2 separate regions of the Homo sapiens genome follow, and region 2 is linked to region 1. Evidence: chromatin loops called from intact Hi-C (ENCODE). Cell type or tissue: HepG2. All regions are shown on one strand. Links, peaks and the distances in the headings refer to the core of each region. The heading gives the core; the rest is flanking DNA.

Evidence for each region. Hi-C counts contacts between places; a loop is a spot of excess contacts. Peaks named below come from ENCODE experiments on the same cell type or tissue, not always from the same donor. Only the 100,000 strongest peaks of a DNase experiment are listed, where the experiment ranks them.
Region 2: it touches region 1 in a loop (5-fold over the local background); 2 of 110 quality-filtered maps call a loop at or near these places.

The regions. Positions count from the first base shown.
Region 1 is chr3:65,778,657-65,790,766 of GRCh38, reverse strand. The region is part of intron 1 of MAGI1 (membrane associated guanylate kinase, WW and PDZ domain containing 1); the gene reads left to right. It overlaps LOC107986018 (a long non-coding RNA gene), which reads left to right and starts at 8,155. Exons shown (of 2, transcript XR_001740441.2): 1 at 8,155-9,439. In HepG2, for the core only: a CTCF peak has its summit at 5,491 (motif pointing left); a DNase peak (open chromatin) is centred at 5,486.
Region 2 is chr3:66,230,335-66,242,444 of GRCh38, reverse strand. It overlaps SLC25A26 (solute carrier family 25 member 26), which reads right to left. Exons shown (of 10, transcript NM_001379210.1): 2 at 5,745-5,901. Among named protein-coding and RNA genes, the nearest start is that of SLC25A26, 15 kb to the right of the region's middle. In HepG2, for the core only: a CTCF peak has its summit at 5,979 (motif pointing right); no DNase peak of the experiment used is centred there.

The DNA.
Region 1 (12,110 bases), core at 2,136-10,135:
TACAACTATAGAACCGAAAAGCACAAGCATGTTCCCCCGCGAGGCTGAGGTTGTTAGCTGAAATGTCATGATGCTTTGGGTCTGGGCTACCCCTTTCCCACTTTATTAGCTTGAGCTTGACACTTTTTTCCTCTACAGCTGACTCCAGAGGACTTATAAAATGCTACCTTATCAAGATCTAACTCTGTGTTGTAGGAAAAATAGGCCGTCTTTTTGTCTTCTGCCTAACCATTCAAGAGCATTAACCCTTAAAATGGCCATCTAATTTGGCTTTTAGTAAAAGGAGAAGGACCATTACTGGACTTCAAAGGGGTTGGATTAAAAACTTGTGGAGTCTAGGTTAATAAAAGATTTATTTAGGCAGAGCTTTGCTGGACAACTATTTTGCAAGGAGGCCTCAGTGGACTTCCATGTCTTTTTTGTTCTTTCCTTCCCAATTATGTGAACTGTTGTAATTAAGAAGGCAATAGGATCAGAAGGTCAAACAAATCGTTTTATCTTTTATTTTCCTTTTTTCTCACTATGGGCCAGTGGTCTTATAGTTCTTTTTAATTTTAAGTATTGCATCTTGGCTTTTAAACGTTGGGTTTATTTCGTGAAATCGGGGTAAGCGTAAACTTGCCTAGCCTGTTAAGCACATATACAACTAGTTTTCTTCCCAAGTAGTTGTTGGCTTTTTAAAAAGAAAATCTTTCTGTTAGACATCTTTAGTTAGGTCTGTAAGTTTTGAAGTAAAAGACATGCAATACATTTAATACGTTAATAATCATTACTGATTCTGCTTATAATGTTTCTGATCCTGAGCACTCTGGGCAAGAGCTTTATCTCATGGACTATGAGATTTTTGTTTGTGTGCAGAATGCTTCCTTTTTGTGGAAAACAGAACAAAGACAGGAAAATTTGTCCAAATTATTGAGATTGCATATTGCTCAAGGACTTTTGAAAAGGAAACTTTTTTTGTTTCTGTTTTTGTTTTGTTTTTTTCTAGGGAGTCCTCCATAAACCCCACCTAGTGCTCATCAGTTTTAGGTCCCTAATTGCAGCCATAGGGCCGTGGGCGAGGGAGATCCCGGCTAAATCAGCCACTTTACGTGCTTCGGTTCTGTCCTTTAATACTTAAAGTGGCTCAGTAAGTTTGGGCTCAGAGACTTGGATTTTATTTCTGAATTTTCCTTAGACTGGCCAATTAACTTTAACTTACCTAACTTCTCTGGTGATCATCTGCCTCAAGTGTAAAATGGGAATTGGCTAAAGGATTAAATGATACTCAGTAATGTTTGGAACTGAGGGGCCTTATAGCCAAGCAAAATGTTCCTTGTCCTGGAACTGTAGAATGTAGTGGGGAGATTTCAGGGTCTATGCCATTCTCTTGGCCACCCCGGTATGATTTTCAAGGGCTTTTATTACAGCCTAGAGGAGCTCTTGACTGGGGAACGTTAAGCATCCTTTGGGAGTGGTGGGGGTGGGAAGAATACCACAGGACTGGTGGCACTATCTTACTACTTTATGTACTTGCTTTCCTTTCTTCCCCACTGACTGGACATTTTGGTCATTATTTATTTATTATCATTTGTTTGTTATTTTTTTAGAGATAGAGTTTTACTCCCACCCAGGCTGGAGTGCAGTGGTGCGATCATAGCTCACTATAGCCTCCACCTCCTAGGCCCCAGCAATCCTCCCGCCTTAGCCTCCTCAGTAACTGGGACTACGGGTGGGTGTCGCCAAGCCTGGCTAATGTTTTACATTTTTTTTGTAGAGATGGGGTCTCACTATGTTGCTCAGGCTGGTCTTGAACTCCTGGCCGCAACGGATTCTCCTGGATTGGCCTCCCAAAACACTGGGATTATAGGCAAAAGTCACCATACCTGGCCTCATTATTTATTTTTAATTTTTTGTTTGTTGTGTGAGCTTGGGGCTTTGGGAATAAATAAACTTCTCTAAATTTTCCTTGTGTTTTCACTGAGCAACTCCCACACATAATGGTTGATTTATGGCTAGTATTGAGCTAATATTATTTTCCTTTGAGGCTGCCTCATTTCTCTGAACACTGATTTATTTAATGCTTTCTGAGACACTTCAGTTTGGTGTGGGTCACAATAAACAGAATGCAAACTGGAAGTAATTTAGAGTGAGCTACCGTAGAGATGATTTTATTGCCACAGAGGGTCTTGAGTGCAAGCCAAACTTTGAACTGTGAGCAGACCTCTGCAACGCAGCTGGTGATGGGGTGTGTTAGGATTGAACTTGGGCATAGAACTGCAAGAGCAGTTCCCTAGAATAGCTTGAAATGAATAATCTAAAATGCATAGGGGAAAGTGGTCATAATGTAGGTACATACTAGCCACTGGCTTCCAGAAGGAAGCAGCTGTTATGGTGGCAAGTAAATGATGTTTGGAATTAGACCAGAGTTCTGTTCCTGAGTTCAAGACCTTGGCTAGTCCATTCTCCTTTAAATAAAAATTATTATTTGTAAGATTGGGATGAGAAAGCGTGTGGGATCATTGTGTGATTCCCAGGACAAACTGCATTTGAAAAACATTCGAAAAACCTTCAAGCACTTGTAACATATGTGTGACTTGCTAGTCCTGCCCTCATGGGCTTTTGGAGATTTTTTCATCATTGTTTTATGTGAGTTTACTTGGGCACAGTTGAGTTTCAATTTATGTTAATTACTTCTGAGACTTCTGGTTTGACCTCAAGGAAACCTAGAAAGGTCTAGTAAAAGTGGGGGAAGAGGAAAAATGCAACCTGTAACTTTGCAGGCCATTGCAGGGATGACTCCCTAAGGATCAAGACTAAATAAACTTTTTTCTTGATTGGCTCATGCTTACTTTCTTAACCCCGTCACTTTCCATGCTTGGTTTCAACCATCCTGAGCTCTCTCTTACTTCTTGAACTTGCTGAGCTATCATGTCTTCAGTCCTTGGCACAGGCTATTATTTTCTGAGAAATATGCCTTTCTCCCCATATTTTAACGGCTCCTAACATTCAGCGGTGTTATCATATCCATTTATAGTTATTTTTAACCACCCAAGGCTAATTAGATGTTCAACCCCTGTGTTCCCATAACACCATGAACTTGTCCCTGACAGTCTACTCTGTTTTATTATTGCTCATTTATTTGTCCATCTGGCCTACCAGGCGGTGCAGTCCCAGAGGGCAGGGAATGTGCCCTGCTTGCTGTTATATTTCCAGCATCTAGTATAGCCCTCAGTTACACGGAGTAATTTTGAGGAATATGAGTGAATGATGTGTGAGAGTTAGTTCCCTTGTCACTCAAACACAATGTGTTTTGGCATTCTATTTAAAGTTTCTGGGCTGCCTAGAACCGACTAAACATAACATCTTTGTTTTGACAGTAGACTGTTCACTAAAAAAACGGCAGAGGAAGACTTTTCAAGTTGAGTTTATCATTTGGTGATCCGGTTTCTTTTATACTATGTTGCTATGAAAATGCTCCAGTGGCTTATAAACTCGAGGTGTCTTAAAGATGACCGGGCCCTGTGTCTGTAAAAGCTCATCCTTCACCCATTCATCACATCCCAAATGAAAAACCTTTCAGAGATTGCCTTTCCATGCCTAACTTTTGTTGTGACTGAGCTTAGAGTAAAAGTTTTTGTAACTGAATGTGGCTTCTGGGGAGGAAATAGGGGCAGTTTTATTGTTGTTCCATAAATTAGTCTGATGTCAGACCCCTTGAAACATGAGATAGGAGAAGAATCTGGTTTCCTCTAATGAAATGTTGTGTGCTTGTGGCTTAGTAAGAGGTGCATTGATGGAAAAACATTAAGTAGGAATACAAAAGGTAACACAATGAGAGAGATGTGTTGGTCAGCATTAAAAGATTCTTGGGGTCTTGCGCGGTGGCTCACACCTGTAATCCCAGTACTTTGGGAGGCCGAGGCGGGCGGATCACGAGGTCAGGAAATCGAGAACATCCTGGCTAACACGGTGAAATCCCGTCTCTACTAAAAATACAAAAACAAAATTAGCCAGGCGTGGTGGCGGGCGCCTGTAGTCCCAGCTACTAGGGAGGCTGAGGCAGGAGAATGGCGTGAACCCGGGAGGCAGAGCTTGCAGTGAGCGGAGATCGTGCCACTGCACTCCAGCCTGGGTGACAAAGCAAGACTCTGTTTAAGAAAAAAAAAAAAAAAAAAATTCTTGGGCCAGGCGTGGTGTCTCATGCTAGTAATCCCAGCACTCTTGGAGGCTGAGGTGGTAGGATTGCTTAAGCCCAGGAGTTCAAGACCAGGCAACATGGGGAAACCCTGTCTCTACAAAAAATACAGTAAGTTAGCTGGGTGTGGTGGCGCATGCCTGTAGACCCAGCTGCTTGGGAAGCCGAGGTGGGAGGATCACTTGAGACTAGGAGGTTGAGGCTGCAGTGAGCTGTGATCATGTCATTGCATGCCAGCCTGGGTGACACTTCAGTTTGGTGTGGGTCTCAATACACAGAATGCAAACTGGAAGTAATTCAGAGTTGTTGATTTCAAGGCAAAAAAAAAAAAAAAAAAAGTTATGATTGGCTGGGCGTGGTAATCCCAGCACTTTGGGAGGAAAAGGTGGCCAGATCACCTGAGGTTAGAAGTTCGAGACCAGCCTGGCCAACAAGGCGAAATCCCATCTCTACTAAAAATATAAAAATTAGCCGGGTGTGATGGTAGGCGTCTATAATCCCAGCTACTCGGGAGGCTGAGGCAGGAGAATCACTTGAATCCAGGAGGCAGAGGTTGCAGCAGTGAGCAGAGGTTGCAGTGAGCCCTGATTGCACCACTGCACTCCAGCCTGAGTGACAGAGCGAGACTCCGTTTCAAGAAAAAAAAAAAAAAAGTTAAGATGACAGCAGGAATAAGGGGGAGGTCGGGAAGGATTCATGGCCTAAAAAATTACACTTGATTTCACACAATGTCTCTGTGAACTTGTTTCAGAGATAGTTATTCAGTGAAATGATTGTGATGTTTGGTATGGGTGAAAAGAAATATTTTGATGTAGTCTCCAAGGTAGGTGAAATTTTTTCTGAAATTTAAGAAATGTTGATTTCACTCATTCATTCATTTATCTCATTCATTTAATAAATATTTATGGAGTGCCAATTATGCTAGACATGGTTCCAGGTGCTAGAGATAGAACAGAGAACCAGAGACCACGTATTTATAACATGTTTCATTTCCTGTGATGATTTATATTATCTCACTGAATTTTATCCTAAACAAATAAGTTTGTATAACCTCTTGTATGACAAGAAGTGAAGGAAATGAATGCAGTGCAACATTATCCGTAGTTTCTGTTACTGAAGTTTAATTTTAAACATTTACTTTTTATCTGTGTATAAGTCATGATTTTTCAACCTGTCACCAACCTTGGTGACACTATTGTCTTTAATGTGTTGTATGAAACATACTAATACCTCATTCCGTCCAAGAAAAGGGGGAAGAATGAAATCAAATTGGTAAATAGGACCCCTGTATGTTAGACACTCGGTTTTCTGTAGCTGTGAGGAAAGCGCCCTCTTGTGGTTATATATGCTTCTCCTACAAATACTTCTTAAAACACCTACTTCCTTAAATAAAAATTACTTAGTAAGTAACTCATGAATACATATGGGATACAGAAGTTAAATCACATTTTAAATAGCGGTATTGAGATATAACTAATATGTCATACAATTTATTCATGTAACATGTACAATTTAGTATTTTTAATAGATACACAGCGTGTGCGACTATCAGTATAATCTAATTTTAGAACATTTCTGCCCTCTCCAAAAGGAATCCTATATCCATTAGTAGTCATTTCCTTCTCTGCCCTCCACCGCCACCCTCTCAAGCCCTAGGTAGCCACAAATCTCTTACAGATTTGCCTATTCTGGACATTTCATCTAAAGGGCATTGTAAAGTATGTGGTCTTTTGTGATGTGCTACTCCACCTTATCTTGTTTCAGGATTCATCCATGTTGTAGCATGCATCAGTGCTTCATTTCTTCTTCCCAAATATTATTCCGTGGTTTGACTATACCACATTTTTTTTTTTCTTTTCTTTTTGTTGTTGTTGTTGTTGTTGTTGAGACGGAGTCTCGCTCTGTCGCCCAGGCTGGAGTGCAGTGGCGCGATCTCGGCTCACTGCAAGCTCCGCCTTCTTGGTTCACGCCATTCTCCTGCCTCAGCCTCCCGAGTAGCTGGGACTACAGGCGCCCGTCACCGCGCCCAGCTAATTTTTTGTATTTTTAGTAGAGACAGGGTTTCACCGTGATCTTCATCTCCTGACCTCGTGATTCGCCTGCCTCGGCCTCCCAAAGTGCTGGGATTACAGGCGTGAGCCAACGCTCCTGGCCCTACCACATGTTTTTTATCCAGTCATCAGTTGATAGGCATCTGGGTTGTTTCCACTTTTTGACCTCTTATGAGTAATACTGCTATGAATATCCACGTACTAGTTTCTGTGTGGACATATGTTTTCATTTCTCTTGTATGCATACCTAGAGTGGGATTGCTCCTAGGAATGTGGTAACTCCATGTTTAGCTTTTTGAAGAACTCCCAGACTGTTTTCCAAAGTGGCTGTACTATTTTGCATTCCTACCAGCAATGATGAGGGTTCCAATTTCTCTGTGTGCTCATTACTCCTTGTTATTGCACCTTTTTTTTTTGAGATGGAGTCTCACTCTGTTGCCCAGGCTGGAGTGCAATGGCACAATCTCAGGTCACTGCAACCTCCACCTCCCAGGTTCAAGGGATTCTCCTGCCTCAGCCTCCTGAGTAGCTGGGATTACAGGTGCCTGCCACGATGCTCAGCTAATTTTTGTATTTTTAGTAGAGATGGGGTTTCACTGTGTTGGTCAGGCTGGTCTCGAACTCCTGACCTCAGGTGGTCCATCTGCCTCGGCCTCCCAAAGTGCTGGGATTACAGGCAAGGGCCACCACACCTGGCCTGCACTTTTTTTAAAATTAATTTTTTTTTTTTTTTTTGGTACAGGCTGGGTGTGGTGGCTCACACCTGTAATCTCAGCACTTTGAGAGGCTGAGGTGGGCAGATTGCTTGAGCCGTGGAGTTTGAGGCCAGCCTGGGCAACGTGGCAAAACCCCATCACTACTGAAAATACAAAAAAAATTAGCTGGGCATGGTGATGCACGCCTGAAGTCCCAGCCACTCGGGGAGGCTGAGGTGGGAGGATTGCTTGAGCCAAGGAGATTGAGGCTGCAGTGAGCTCTGATCGTGCCACTGCACTCCAGCCTGGGTGGTGACAGAGTGAGACCCTGTCTCAAGACAAATTTTTTTTTTTTCTTTCTGGAGACAGAGTCTCATTATGTTGTCCAGGCTTGTCTTGATCTCCTGGCCTCAAACAATCCTCCCACCTGCCCTCTCAAAGTGTTCGGATTACAGGCGTGAGCCCCTGTGCCTTGCCTTATTTTGCCTTTTTGATTGTAGCCATCCTAGTGGGTGTGAAGCGGTGTCTTGTGGTTTTGATTTACATTTCACTATTGTGTAATGATGCTGAGCATGTGCTTCTGAGCTTATTGGTCCCTTGTATGCCTTCTTTAAAGAAATATCTGTTAAAATATTTGTCCTATTCTTTCTTTTTGTTGTTGAATTGTAAGAGTTGTTTTTTTTTAATACATTCTGCACACTGGACACTTATTAGATATGTGATTTGTAAATATTTCCCCCAGTAGGTTGCCTTTTCACTTTCTTGATGGTGTTGTTTGCAACACCAAAGTTTTTCATTTTGATGTCATCCAACTTCTCTTTTTTCTTCTTTTTTTTGTTGTTGTTGTTTTGTTTTTAAAGGTGCTTTGGGATTATATCTAAGAAACCATTGCTTAACTCAAGGTCATGAAATTGATTTTTCTCTTTTTTTTTTTTTAAGAGTTTAATAATTTAGCTCTTACATTTAGGCTTCTGATCTGTGAAATGACTTTTCACAGATGGCCCAGTACTAATAGTGTCTGGCTCAAAGGTTGTGAGGACTTAATAAGATAACACTTATATTGCAAACATATTAAAAGCTCAGTAGATGTTAACTGTTGTAGGTATTACACCTGAAAACAAATCAACTTGACTAAACAGAGTCCTTCAGTATATTATGTTTATACCTAAGCTACAGTGTTGAAAAATGAACCTTTCATCTAACTTTTTTTTTTTTTTTTTTTTTTTTTTTGCTTAAGAAATCCATATACTTTAAAAAATAGTTTTTATTCTCCTTTGGTCCAGAAGGGTTAGGAACAATAACTCAGTAGTTACTTCCTGTATTAGTTTCTTATTTGCTGCTGTAACACTTTTTCACAAAGTGAGTGCCTTAACACACATGTACTTATTATCTTACAGTTCTGACTGGTGATGCTGGGCTAAAACCAAGTTGTCACAGGGCTGTGTTCCCTTCCTAAGGCTTTATGGGAGAATCTGTTTCCTTGACTTTTCCAACCTAAGGACATTCCTTTCCTCCATCTTCAAAGCCTGCTAGCAACGTTGTATCCTTCTGTGCCATTCATCTACAGTCTTATCTTTTACAGATGCTTATGATTATATTGGGCCCACCCAGATAATCCTATTTAAAGGTCACCATAATTAGTGACCTTAATTCCCCTTTGTCATGTAACATAGTCACAGGTTCTGGGAAGCAGGATGGGGATATCTTTGGGGTGATTATTCTGCCTATTATGCTTACTAATGATAATTTCTACAATCTGTGATTGACAAGTGTTTCCCTTTGATAGTTAGGGTCTCTAGACTTGGGACATGTGATAAATGGACATGAAATGCATGCCATCCCCCAGAATATATGGGAAAGTGAAATCTACCAATCTGCTCAGGAGACCCCTCTGTTTACCAGCGAGTCTGTTTTTACAGAACAATCTTAGGTTTATAGTGAGGGGGGGTTCCCCAGTCAGATGGTTCAGACTTCCACTGACTGACTTCAGGAAAGCTGCCTGTACTCTCTGTGTTTGCGTAGTTGCAGAGTCAGGGTGATGGAGATTAATGAGAGAATCAGTAGAAACCTTTAGCAAATCTCTTCCGTGGTAGCTGTTATTATTATAGATGTTGCCATTATTGGCCAGAAGCTATTTAGGATCTTGTAATGGCCTCTCAGCCATGAGATGAAAACTGAATTATCTATAATACGAGTTTAATGTCAAGTCAATTTCATTATATCTTTGGTCTTTGAAAAGCGGCAGTTGCTATATAATTTGTATAATAATTTTTTAAATGAATCTATTTCTGTGAAACAAACCACTACTGTATTTAGTTTTAAAAAACCTATTCCATGCAGCAAACCACCACGTACGTGTTTATATATAACAAACCTGTACATCCTGCACATGTACTCCGGAACTTAAAAAAAAATCTATCCATTTCCTGATCAAGGTAGATAGGCATTTGCGAAGATGAAACAATCAAATGTTCAGATGATCAAATGGAGCCATTAGCAACTACTGCCTAGCACATGTAAGTATACTCAATGAATGCTGTCAGATATCTTGTATTGTGTCAGTATCTGTTTGGGAAGGCTCTGTGTGCAGGTACTATTCTGTTTTCCATCCGAACTTTTAACTTTTAAATTTTGTTCTTTTTTTTTTTGAGACAGAATCTTGATCTGTCACTCAGGCTGGAGTGCAGTGGCATGATCTTGGCTCTCTGCAGCCTCCGCCTCCCAGATTCCAGCAATTCTCCTGCCTCAGCCTCCTGGGTAGTTGGAATTACAGGCATGAGCCACAACGCCTGGCTAAGTTTTATATTTTTAGTAGAGATGGGGTTTCACTATGTTGGCCAGACTGGTCTGCCTGCCTTGGCCTCCCAATGTGCTAGGATTATAGGCGTGAGCCACCATGCCCAGCCCATCCAAACTTTTAAAAAATACAATATGCAAAGTAGTGAAACATAAAACAGAAAAATCACCCGTAGTCATGGCCCTTACATAGTATACCATAAGCAGTGCAAATCCCTTCTTCTGCCCCATGTGGGCTAGATTCTTTTCCTTCTCATCAACCCCCTTCTGTAACCCATGGTTGATAATGTGGTGGCCATCCTTCCTTAATTTTCCTACGTTTTTTATAATCAAGTCTGCAAATGAGCATAAACTGTATAGGGGGCTTATTCATCTGTTGGATCAAAGTAATGATTTATTTTTAATGTTAAAATTTTTTTTCAAAAATGGATTCTTCACTCAAAGAGGAAACTTTAAGTCAGCTGTTAACCATTTCTGACCCTGTGTAATATTGAGTTTGAGTATTGAGACTTTCTGTGAATACATATGCAAGTTAGCTCTCCAGGGCTCTTCTCTCAATAGTTTTGGACCTCATTGTTAGTCGTTTGAATCTCCTTAGTACTGTGGTTATAGAACTTTTGCTTTAAATCTTCTTCAGTGCTTTTGCAAGTATTTAGGCCAAGTTGGTAATTTCAGAATTAAGCATTGACTGAAATTAATCAGTATATCTTAAGATGACAGCATAGGCTGGGCGTGATGTGTCACTCCTGTAATCCCAGCACTTTGGGAGATTGAAGCGGGGGGATCACTTGAGCCTGGGAGTTTGAGACCAGCCTGGGCAACATGGCAAAACACAGTCACTACAAAAAGTACAAAAATTAGCCAGGGCTGGTGGTGCATACTTGTAGTCCACAGCTACTTAGAAGGCTGAGGTGGGAGGATCACCTGAGCCCACAATGTCCAGGCTGCAGTGAGCCGTAATTGCACCAGTCCACTCCAGCCTGGGCCACAGAGTGAGATGATGTCCCCCCTGCCCTTCCCCCCCCAAAAAATTGATAGCATGTTCTCAGATCTCAGGACCACCCCCTTTTCAAGTTTGTCAAATGTGTTAGGAAACTAAGGACTGTGTTACAAGTGTCATTTTTTTTTCTTTGTTAGTGCTGTTATTTTCATGATAGTAAATGTTCCCATCACATGTAATCGATAACAGGAACTAGCTGGTAAGAAAAAGGTTAGAGTTACTTGCTACTGCTTTTGCTTAACAGCATACTCGTCACTTTCCAAAGATAGATCTTTTTTGGAGACCTTAAGGAATCAAGATCTTTCTCTCCATGGTGCGAATAAAATTCATTAGACTATTAGACTGTTACTTTAAAAGAAGCCTTGTGTTGCCACAGGAGAACTTTTCATCTAAGTAGACTTATAAATCTTTAGTTGAGTTTTTCTGGGAAGGGGCAGAGGCTATCAAATTAGGGGATAAATCTGTCAAGCGATTGTGCAATTCTTGGTCTTAGAAAGTTCTGAGATTCAACTTTACCTTTCTAAAGTTTGCTTTTTAAATCATCTCACAGTTCCTTATGCAAGAACACACAGGCAAAGAAAACTGCATTGCTGGGTTGAAGATGAATTATTTTTGGAAAAAAGTTGAGTGCTTTAGTGTATGGCATCTGATATAGTCCCCTCCCGGCCCTTCTTACCTTGGGCTGAGCCCTTCCAGAAGCAAATTTGGGACTTGCTTGTGTTCTCTTGAGACCAGAATATTCTATTTGTGCACATTTACATGGAGAAGAGGGCCACTCACATTAACGCTGCCAGAGCCCTGGGTGTGATGGAAGAGGTCATACTGGCAGTAATGTGTACTGAAGCGTAAACTTAATAGTGAAGAAAAAAAATGAGTGAGGCTAAGTGGTTATTCCTGTGGAATTCTAGAGCATGACTAAGCAAAGTACAACTTTTGGAAAGTCAAAAAATTTTCATTTTGTGGGTTGCTACAGGGTTTCTTTTCCTATGCACTGGTGACATTTTGGACTGGATAATTCATTGTCTGGGGTTTGGGAGCAGGCAGCTGTTCTGTGTGTTGCAAGTTATTTAGCAGTATCCCTGGTCTCGACCCCTAGATGACACTAGCACCTTCCTAATTGTGATAACCATTAATGTCTCTGGACATCCCCAAATGTCCCCTGGGGGGTATAACTGTCCCTGGTTGAGGACCTCTGGAGTATATTGGAATCTTTGGAAAATTATTAATAGGAACTTGATCCAAGATGCGAGTTGTCTTTTTAAAAGTCATTAAAAGTGAAGACACATTTTGACTGGCTTCAGTCATCTTAGTATTTTTCTGTTTGGCAAATATTAAGAAGTTGGGCAGAAATCTAGAGTCAAAAGCCAGGTAGGTCTAAGTTTGAACTGTGG
Region 2 (12,110 bases), core at 2,443-10,442, 450 kb before region 1:
CAACAAAAGCTTGTAAAGGATCTTCACGTGCTAACAAATATACACTAGGCTAAATGAAGAGGCACTCTGTCCATGAATGAATAATGACCAGTTCAGGTAGTTTTACCTGGTTAACACAAGTCTATTCCCATTTGTGTTTCTTCATGTGATTTTTCCCACTTCAGCCCACTTAATAAATGTGCAGCTATAATACCTCTAATTGCATTCAGCTGTTAAGTTCTGCCACTCTACATCCTACCCTCCTAACCCCCAAGAAAAGGGAGAGAGACAGTGGTAAAACTTCCTCCATTTCATGGTTAACCACCTCAACTTCATCTGACTTTATGGCTTCTTTTGTAACATAAAAGGTTCTTTAAGAATATAAGTTCCAAACCTCCCTCCACCCTCCAGGTGGCATCCAAGAAGGCCTCTACTAACTGCAAATGTCAGTACAGTCAGGTTCCAAGTTGGGGGCTGAACAAGTTAAAGCAAAGAATAGGGGCTGGGCTAGCTGATGCCTATAGTTCCTTCTGGCTCTTTAAAAAAAAAAAAAGCTATGCTTTCTCTACATTCCCTTCAAAATAGGGACTAAGGCTCCTAAACATGGTCTTCTCTTCACCTCTTTCCATCTTTGTTTCCCTCTAGCCCCACCCCAACCCCTCACTCCTGCAGCATAGGTTTACAAAAACATCCACATCCACTGATGATCAACTACAGTGAAGTTCTGTACTTAGATTAAAACCGTAACCAATAGCAAAAGAAAAAAGACACCACACACAAAAGTCCAATTCTTTCAAACTTGGCAGTAAAACAAGGCTATTTTTGAACCCTGGTACTCTGACTTTTCCCTAGCATCTCCCATTCACTGAAGTTTCATGGATGGCAAAAATAATACTAATAATTCAAAACCACATTATATATGTAAACTCCCGAGGGAAGAATGTAAAACCTGTGATCTTAATGACATCACTATGTAACCTACGCACTACAGCTAATTGTACATCTTCCCAAAATAATCTTTCTATGCAATATGTAAGATAAAAGGATCTTTAGAAGAATGAGTGTAGAGACACCATAAAAAATGGTGACCAAAAGATAGGGACTTTGTGACATGTTTCTTTGCAATTCCCTAGTTCAGAGGTTCTCAAACTTGTCTGAATTTAAGAATCATCCTGGGATTTTTTTTATAACATCCAATGCCCAATCCACACCTCAGACCAATTAAGTCACAATGTGTAGGGTTGGGTGACAAGCAGCAGTACAGGTGATCCTTGAACACGGGTTTAAACGCACAGGTCCACTTACACATGGCTTTTTTTCAATAAATATACTGGAAAAATTTTTGGAGATTCGTGATAATTTGAACAAACTTATAGATGAACCACATAGCCTAGAAATACCAAAAAATTAAGAAAAGGTGGCCAGGTACGGTGGCTCACGCCTGTATTCCCAGCACTTTGGGAGGACGAGGCAGGTGGATCACGAGGTCAGGAGATCGAGACCATCCTTGGCTAACACAGTGAAACCCCGTCTCTACTAAAAATACAAAAAAATTAGCCGGGTGTGGTGGCGGGTGCCTGTAGTCCCAGCTACTCAGGAGGCTGAGGCAGGAGAATGGCATGAACCCAGGAGGCGGAGCTTGCAGTGAGCCAAGATCGCACCACTGCACTCCAGCCTGGGTGAAAGAGTGAGACTCTGTCTCAAAAAAAAAAAAAAAAGAAAAGAAAAGGCTAGCCCTGTCATGAATACATAAAATATATTTAGATACTAGCCTATTTTATCATTTACTAACATAAAATATAAAAAGTTAAAATTCATCAAAACTTACAAACACAAACCATATAGCACATCATTCATAGTTAAGAGAAATGTAAACAAATGTAAAGATGGGCCAGGCACAGTGGCCCACATCAGTAATCCCAGCACTTTGGGAGGCTGAGGCTTAAGCTCAGGAGTTCAAGACCAGACTGGACAACATGGAGAAAGTCCATCTCTACAAAAAAATAAATAATTAGCCAGGTGTGGTTGCCCACACCTGTAATCCCAGCTACTTGGGACTGAGGTGGGAGGATCACCTGAGCCTGGGAGGTTGAGGTTGCAGTGGGCCAACGTCATGCCACTGCACTCCAGTCTGGGCAACGGAGTGAGACCTGGTCTCAGGGGGAAAAAAATGTATAGTGTTAAATCATAACTGCACAAAATTAACTGTAGCACATACTATACTACTGTAGTAACCTCTTTGCCACCTCCTCTTGCTATTATAGTGAGTTCAGGTGTTGCGGAGTATCCACTTAAAATGCCACGTGACACTAATTATCTCCACAGGAGCAGTTCATGGCCGCAATAAATTGCCTATCACAGAGCAAAAGGATCTCTCCCAGTTCTTATGTATTTTTTGTCGTGGTTAGTGCCATACCACAAACTTTGAATAACACCACAGGACCCAGATGAAGTGCCACTAGTGATGCTGGAAGTGATGACATTTCAAGAAAGCTCCTAAGAAGCAGAAAGGAGTCATGACATTACAAGAGAGAGTCAAATTGCTTGTTAGGTACCACAGACTGAAACCTGAAGCTGTGGCTGCCAGCCATTTCAAGATGAATGAATCCAGCTTAATCCACTGTTAAAAAAAAAAAAAAAAAAAAAAAAGAAAGAAAGGAAACTCATTAACCCATCGCTGCAGCTATGCCAGCAGGCATGAAAACTTCACACTTCCTGCAAAGTACCTTTTTTCTTGTTTTGAAAATGCAGCTTTCATGTGGGTAAAGGGTTGCTATAATAAAGGCATACTTACTGTCTCTAAAATGATTTGAGAAACAGCAAAGTCATTTCATGACAAGATCAAACAAAAGGAAGGTGAAAGATCTAAAGCTGAAGAAGTTAATGCCAGCCAAGGATGGTTTGATAATTTTAGAAAAAGATTTGGCTTTAAAATGTCAAGATAACAGGAGAAGCAGCTTCTGCCATCCATGAGTCAGTAAACAAGTTCCCAGCTGCCATTAAGTAAATTATTGAGCAGAAAGGACATCTGCCTGAATAGATTTCTAATGTAGATGAGAGTGCCCTGTTCTGGGAAAAGAAAAATGTCACCAAGGACATTTATCAGTAAGAAGAGAAGTAGGCAAATCCTTCACAGTATTCATGACAGAGCCAATCAAGAAAACCATAAAAGAGATTGTGGATGTGGCAAAAAAAAAAAAAGGTTGGGGATGAAGGGTTTCAAAACATAGATCTTAAATTCAAGAGCTAACAGACACCACACCAGAGGAATTAACAGAAGACAACTTGGTGGAGATGAGTGCTTCCAAACCAGTGTCAAATGACAAGGGAGAAGATGTAGAAGAAGGAATGCCAGAAAAGAAAATGACATCAGACAATCGAGCAGAAAGGTTCTGATTATTAAAGACTGCTTTTGACTTCCTTTATGACAAGGACCCTTCTATACAATATGGGCATTGAAACTAAAGCAAATGGTGAAAGGATTGGTACCATAAAGAATCATTTTTAGAGAAATGAAACAGCAAAAAGGTGAGACAGAAACTATGATAAATTTCCATAAAGTTACACTATGTGAGCCTGCTTCTCTTGCCTCCCCTTCCACCTCCTCTACTTCTTCTGCCTCTGCCACCCGAGACACCAAAACCAAGTCCTCTTTTTCCTCCTCCTCCTCAGCCTACTCAACATGAAGACCTTATGATGATCCACTTCCACTTACTGAATATACGTTTTCTCTTCCTTATGATTTTCTTAGTATTTTTTCTCTGGCTTACCTGATTGTAAGAATACAGTATATAAAACATTTGCCAGGCGCAGTGGCTCACACCTGTAATCCCAGCACTTTGGGAGGCCAAGGCAGGCAGATCACGTGACGTCGGGATAACATGGTGAAACCCCGTCTCTACTAAAAATAAAAAAATTAGCCAGGTGTGGTGGCGTGTGCCTGTAATCCCAGCTACTCAGGAGGCTGAAGCAGGAGAATTGCTTGAACCCAGGAGGTGGAGGCTGCAGTGACCAGAGATGGCGCCACTGCACTCCAGCCTGGGGGGTGACACAGCAAGACTCCATCTCAAAAAATAATAATAATAATAATAAAACACATAAACATGTGTTAATACATATCTTAACACACAAAGTATGTGTTAATCAACTGTTTATGCTATCATTAAGACAGCAGCAGGCTATCAGTAGTTAAGTTTTGGGGGAGTCAAAAGTTATATTCTGATTTTTGACTGCACAGGGGATCGACACCCCTAACTGCCAAATTGTTCGAGGGTCAACTGTATTTGTTTAAGCTCTTCAGTAATCAGGTGATTCCAAAGTGGACAAATTGGGGAACCCATGCCCCTCTCACGTACTTAAAACTATGCTTGGCATGGAGTGGATGCTCACTTAACAACTTGTTACAATTACTCAGAGTATTAACATACACAAAAATCGAAAGATGACCAAAACAGTTTGCCATTCTAATGATGGCTGGGGGATGGGGAAGGGCAGGAGAAAAAAAGAAACAGAAATACTGTTTTTCTCTTTGCACTACAAACCTTTATGTGAATGCTATGCTCACAGAATGAACATTTAAATGTCAGGTTAACGTAAGAGAAAAAAATTCTCATGAATCATCCTGCGAAAAACAAAAGCAATCCCCAGAATTTAAGAATCTTCTAGAGCTGTGGTTTTGTGGGTGTGTCTTATATATGGTGATTTTTTGTTTTGTTGCTTTAGTTTACTTTCAAATGCCACTAGAGGCATCCAACAGTAAACAATTAAAATAAGTATCTGCAAACAGTATACCAAGAAGCAGATTAAACAAAACAGATTACATTGACTAAAGAGTAAGAGCGTCATAAGTCACATGACTTCAGAACCAAAACAAAAGACATTGGAAGGACAGTATCCAGGAGAACATTAGTGAGAAACACTTGCATCATGTAAGAGCAATTTAATTAGGATAGAAATGTGTAATGCCTCTTAGGTTCACCTGCTCTCTAAGATGCTCCAAAGCAGCTATTATCAAACTTGGCTTCACAGCGGAGTCACCTTGGAAGTTATTAAAACTCCTAATACCCAGGCGAAGCCTAGACCAATTAAACTTCTAGGATGACACAGGACATCAGTATTTTTTAAGGCTTCCCAGTAGATTCTAATGTGCAGGCAAAGTTGAGAATGATTGTTCTGAAGAATCACAGCATTAAAATAACACTTTAAGGATTCTAGTTGGAAATTTTAACAACAGAAACAATTTTTAAAAGATTGCTTTTTTTTTCCCTACTACAAATATATTGAAATGGAATCTATAACACTATCTGATTCAAAAATAATGGGTTAGGCCCAGCACAGTGGCTCATGCCGACTATAATCCCAGCACTTTGGGGAGCCCAAGATGGGCAGATTGCTTGAGCCTAGGAGTTCAAGACCAGCCTAGACAACATGGCAAAACCCATTCTCTACAAAAAGTACAAAAATTAGCTGGGCATGGTGGTGCACGCCTGTAGTCCCAGCTACTTAGGGGGCTGAGGCAAGAGGATTTCTTGAGCCCAGGAGGTCAAGGTTGCAGTTAGCTATTATCTCACCACTGCATTCCCACCTGGGCGACAAAGTGAGACCGTGACTAAAATAAATAAAAAATAATAATGACACCAGGTTAAAGAAGGAAATTCAGAAGATAAGCTTCAACACACAAGGAATTCTATGGGGGTAAGACCACACACCATTCTGAAAATCCCATCTTATCTTGGCTTTACAGAAGTGAGAATATAATTTTTTACCATTAGGAAAGGATCCAATAGCAGCAGAAGGAACGCCAGCATATATTCCATGAAAACCACCAGCCTTACTAAATCCTTGGGGACTCTGCAGCCTGGTTTTAATGGTATCCAGAGGAAATAATATCAAGTCAACAGAAACACCTGCTACCCCACCAGCCTTTGAAAAAAAAAGAGGGAAGAAAAAGAAAAAAAAAAGGTTACAACAAAATAAGCTCTCGGCCACTTGGGGGCGAAGATAGGAAGACAGTCTTTAAAGCACATTTCTCATTCCTTTCAGTCCACAACTTCTGCGGCACAAAGGACCGTCAGCCTAAATCTACAAGTTTTCCTGGGAAAATAGCCATTATTGTGCTATATTTTTAAGTTGTAAATTTTATATTTTCTTTTTAAATCAATTTTTAATAAAAAAATTTTTAAACAAAATTTAAATTCATTGTTAATATAGTACTCACATGGTTCAAAAAGCCAAAAAAAAAAAAAAAAAAAAAAAAAAAGTCCAGATGTGGTGGCTCATGCCTCCCAGCAGTATGGGAGGCAGAGGTGGGAGGATCACTTGAGGCCAGGAGTTCAATACCAGCCTGTGCAACACAGTGAGACATCATCACTACAAAAAATAAAAAATTAAGCTGGGCATGGTGGCACATGCCTGTAGGTCCAGCTACTTGGAAGGCTGAGGAACAAGGATAACTTGAGCCTAGGAGTTCAAGGGTTCAGTGAGATGTGATCCCACCACTGCACTCCAGCACAGGTGACAGAGCAAGACCCTGTCTCTTAAAAATAAATAGCCAACAAGAACAACAAATAAACTTCAGAAAAAAGGTAAAGAGCTCAAAGTCTCCTTCCAATCTTGTTCCTAATAACTCAGGTAAACCACTTTTATTGGTTTCTTGCTGTATCCTTCCAAAGTTACTTTAAACATATATAAGCATGTATGAACATATAGTCTCATTTTCTTTAAAAAGAAAAGATGATGTACAATATGCACTATTCTGTACTTTTTTTAACGATTTATCTTTTCACGTCAGACCAAATGTTATATTGTTGTCTTAACTAATAAGCAGTGAATCCGAATTGACTCCTTTCAGACTGGAATTTTGAAACAGCTTATAATCTCTGTGAATCTGGATCTGTATTTTAATAATCACACATCTAAGGACTCATACAGTATTCTCTTTGCTTTAAATGTATTTGAAAATTCCTTGATAATTTTTAAATCAAGTGAATAAATTGATTTTTTTAAGAGCTAAATTCCTAAAGGAAATTAAAATCTGGCCCAAACTAGTCATCTCCCAAGAGATACCATGTTGCTTTGGGGAAGCTGTACTTTAAAAACTGATTAATTTCTGCTAAATGGATTTTGGGGGGAAAAAACTGATTAAGAACTAACTCTGTACCTCATGATTATAGTGACAAATATGTAGAATATTTTTAAACTCGTTACACCTTAGTCAAAGAAAACAGAAATTGACAAAATATGAACACGAAGAGCATCAAAGAAAGGCTAATACATATGAATCCTTACATGTGTGATTATTAAAATACAGATCTAGATTCACAAGGATCATTAGTTGTTTCAAAATGTGGGTCTCAAAAATGTCAATACAGATGCACTACTTACTAGTGAAAAAGACAAAAACATAACGTTTGTTCTGATACGAAAAGATCACCCAGATCTAAAGGCATCATTTAAAGATGTGAGTCAAAGTCAGTTTACAGCAGGCAGGCAGAGGCATTATAAAGAGGAAACTTTCCTACATAGTAATTTTTTAACTAAATTGCTATTTTTTGCTATATTTTGAAATCAGAACCATGTAAATACATTACCTATTCAAAAAGTAAAAATACACATTTTTAAACTATACATTTCATGACAAAGGAAAAAAAGATCATCAGTATTATTCAAACATACAATTGAACTTCAAACTGATTGTTTCCATCCTTCGAGTTTACAAAATGTGCAATGCTACAAAGCTTGGTACCTAGCAAATACTATCTGCTTTACTTACCGCTCACCATAAAACCATCCCAGGAGTTAACTTGAAAAATGAAATACTTTAATGATAAATCCAATACCTATTTTCAAATTAACTAGCACAGGTTAATTATTAAAAATTAATTTACACTAGACAAGTACATTACTATAAATAGTAATACTATACTTCATGATCAGCCCAAAGACATTAAAGAAGCCCAAAGACCCTGAAGTTCTAATCTGCAAATTACCTAAGAAGACGTCACCCAAAAGGGCACAGAGATGTGCCAGTAGAGAAACCAAGTAGTACCAAAAGAATATCCAATAACGTGGGATTTCTTTCTGGATATAAAGGTGGCCTTCCCTAAGTCATGGGAAAAAGTTCACAAGTAATGTAGGAAAGTAAAAAGGCCAATTGTCAAAACTCTTCTTAATTCTTGTTTCAGGATTTTTATAAAATTCAGTAAGTAGAGCCGGGCATGGTGGTATGTACCTGTAATCCCAGCTACCTGGGAGGCTGAGGCAGGAGGATCGCTTGAGCCCAGGAATTTGAGATTACAGTGAGCTATGATTATGCCCATGAATAGCCACCACGCTCCTGCCTGGGCAACACAGGGAGACTCATCTCTAATAATAATTTGGTAGGCAAATATTTTGCATGCCTCCTCGTTTTCTCAAAATACAGAGAGAATAGAACCCTGGCGAAAATGTCTCGTGCGACTAGATTATTTAAAAACATGCTGCACTTCACTCTAATTTTCTCTTTAATCTTAGGAGAGAATTCAGAGAAGTGCTATCTACTGCTAAATTTTAATCAATAATTACTCTTTCAATCTAGTTGGCTACCTTACATGTATTGATTCTCTAACCCTTCTTTCATCACAATTATTATCTTCTGAGGAAAAAAATGACCAGATTCAATTTACTTGTCTGGTAAAACATCACTCAAGGATTACTAAACGCTTCTATCGATTTCAAACTTCTATATAACTCAAATGTCATTTAAATTCATGCGACTGAAAAAAAAGAAAAACAGCTAACAGAGAACCTGAAGAATAAGAATACCTATATATTTATCCACACAACCACATATTTCAGATTTAAACAAAATCCTTAAGGAATGCCTATATCAATATTGTTTTGTATGTAATTATGTAAAAAATATATAAGCCAGTAACAACCTAATTATAAAGAACTCCATCAAACTCTTTTATTCTTTAGCCTGAAAATGTTATTTTGCTATAATCATCTATCAGAAAGTTATCAGGCAAGTGATTCATTTCATAATTTATGGTAGCTTATACCGAAAAGTTCTAACTAGAAAAAAATCCAAAGAAATAGGACATAACCCAGATAACCAGCAAACCTTGCTACAGCATCACAATGTATCGAGACCTCAATATCTTATAGATAAAATACATGTCTCTACCTTAAGTTAATAAACGTATGAAGTGTTGGCAGACTGTAGAGAGGAAGTGCCCAATTAGTGCTCTGCAATTACTCTGAGAAGTTATAGGTCAGAATTACATGCTATAAAACTTTTTTTCTCAAAAGGAGGAGGGCACACCATAAAAACAGCATTGCTGCTCCCCTCTAGGGCAAAACCAAACCATCTGTGTAATGTAACTAAGCAAAATTAATAGAGGCCACTGGCCTAAACGACAGCTAAGAAGAGCCAGCCATAACATTAACATGGCTTCTCAAGGGAAACATTCCCGACAGTCTCGGTTTCCTCCACCATGAAGTTGCCACCCATGACTTGAACCACCATCTTCCTCACTGCAGAACTGCCACCTCTGCTTTCTGACATACCTGTCGTCTTCCCCACTTCCCATTCATTCTCCCTGCAGTGCTCGCTGCCTCTCTGTACTAATCATTTTCATAAAATCCAAATTTCATCTTGCCACTCTCCAGCCTATAAATCTTCCAAACTTTCCAACAGCCCCGAGGATGAAGAAGAAAATCCTAGCACAGCCTTCCAGGCTCTGGAGGTTCTGGAGCCCCTCCAACTCCCAAAACTCGCACTATGTGCCCTTTGTTCAGTCCTTTCTTTCCACCTGGATCTTTTCCTCTAAATCATCTGATCTTCCTCATTTCAAGGAGTTTGTACAGATGCCCCCTAATCTCCAGTTCAGGTTTAGATCTTGTTGTTTCCAAGCACTGAACACAATTTTAATTACATAGTTTTGCCTCTGACCATTTGTTCAGTACCAGTCCAATTAAACCACAAGATCTATATCTGTTTTGTTTACTAATATGTTTCCAGCACCAGCACATATTAATAGGAGGCATTCAATGGCTCTAATAAAGGGTTACTATCTATATTTTAGAAGGCACTACAAATCAACCTTAAAAAGGTACACTGAATTTTTTTCAAAAATAGCAAAAGACAGGACCAGGCAATTCCCAAAAGAAAAATATAAATGACTAACAAAAATATGAAAATATGATTCTCTGTCATTATCAAATAAAAACAAAATGTTTTCCCAATTAGAAAAAAATTAAAAATATGAAGAATGGGTACAGGCACTGTTAACGAAAACATTACCATAATCTACTGGAGGACAATTTGGCAAAATGAACATTTTAAATTATCAAACCTTTGATCCAGTTATTACTAAGCATTTCTTCCACAGAAATAAATGCACAAATATACAAGAATGTCTACTACAGCATTTCTGTAATAATAAAAAATTGAAAACAACCTAAAAGTCCATCCACTGGGGCCCTGTTAAGTAAATTAAGCTATACACAAATAATGAATTGCTACATAGCCTTTAAAACAACAAGGTAGGCTGGGTGCAGTGGCTCATGTCTGTAGTCCTAGCTGCTGGGAGGCTGAGGTGGGATGCTCACTTGGGCCCAGGAGTTTGAGGTTGCAGTAAGCTATGATCACGCCACTGCCCTGCACTCTAGCTTGGGCAACAGAGCAAGATCCTGTCTCTAATCAAAAAAAAAAAAAAAATGAGGTAAACCCATACTTATTGGCACAGAAACATACACTATATTCTTAAATTAATCAAATTAGCTATAAAACAATATATGCTATATAATCCCATCTTTTAAAATGTGTAACTATTTGTATATGCATAATTAGAAGTCTGGAACATAAACAGTAAATTGCTAGAAATTATTGCCTCTGTGGAAAGAGATTCAGGATGAGAAATACTACTGTTAATAATATTTCTTGTTAATTTTTTAACAATTAATTTTTAAATAATTTTTAACAATTTTAAATAACAAGAATTATTAATTTTTTAAACAACCTTGTTAATTTTTTATTTGCTCAAGTTTTGTAATGAATATTACAAATATATAAAAGCTAAGCCATTCAAAATTCATGCTTCCCCTGGGGAAAAAAAAAATCTCTAATTTACTGGTTGTACTTGATATATAGAAGCCACTCAGCAAACGGTAACTAAGAACCTCAACCTACTGACCCTAAGCTACCTCCTCTGCAGCTTCATGAAGCTTCACCCTCTATAGACCTTGGAGTGTTCAACCAATCTGACTACTCGAACATCTCAAACACGTCCTGAAACAATTTATTTTTTGAGATGGAGTCTCACTCTGTCACCCCATCTGGAGTGCAGTGGCACAATCTCAGCTCAATGCAACCTCTGCCTCCCAGGTTCAAGCGATTCTCCTGACTCAGCCTCCGGAGTAGCTGAGACTACAGGCACATGCCACCATGACTGGCTAATTTTTATATTTTTAGCAGAAGCAGAGTTTCACCCTGTTGGCGAGGCTGGTTTTGAACTCCTGACCTCAGGTGATCCACCAGCCTTGGCCTTCCAAAGTGCTGGGATTACAGGCATAAGCCACTGCACCCAGTTGTTTCCTAAAACTTCTCATTCCTGTGCTTCTGCTTAGGTTTTTCTCTCAGTCTAAAATTCTGGTTTTTTTTTGTTTTTTTTTTTTTTGAGACAGAGTTTTGCTCTTGTTGCCCAGGCTGGAGTACAATGGCACGATCTCGGCTCACTGCAACCTTCACCTCCCAGGTTCAATTGATTCTCCCGCCTCAGCCTACCAAGTAGCTGGGATTACAGGCGTGAGCCACCATGCCCGGCTAATTTTTTGTATTTTTAGTAGAGACAGGGTTTCTCCATGTTGATCAGGCTGGTCTTGAACTCCAAACCTCAGGTGATCCGCCCACCTCAGCCTCCCAAAGTGCTGGGATTACAGGCATAAGCCACCACGCCCGGCCTAAAATTCCCTTCTTATCCTTGTCTCCTGCCTATTGCAGCCAGCAAACCACCATCGCCTCCACCCCCCTACATACATACATGCACACACACACCCCTGACAAAATCCTCTCCGTTCTTAAAGCTGCAACCCAATGCCACATTCCTCATAAAGCCTTTCCCAATTTTCCAGTCAGAATTAAATGCTAT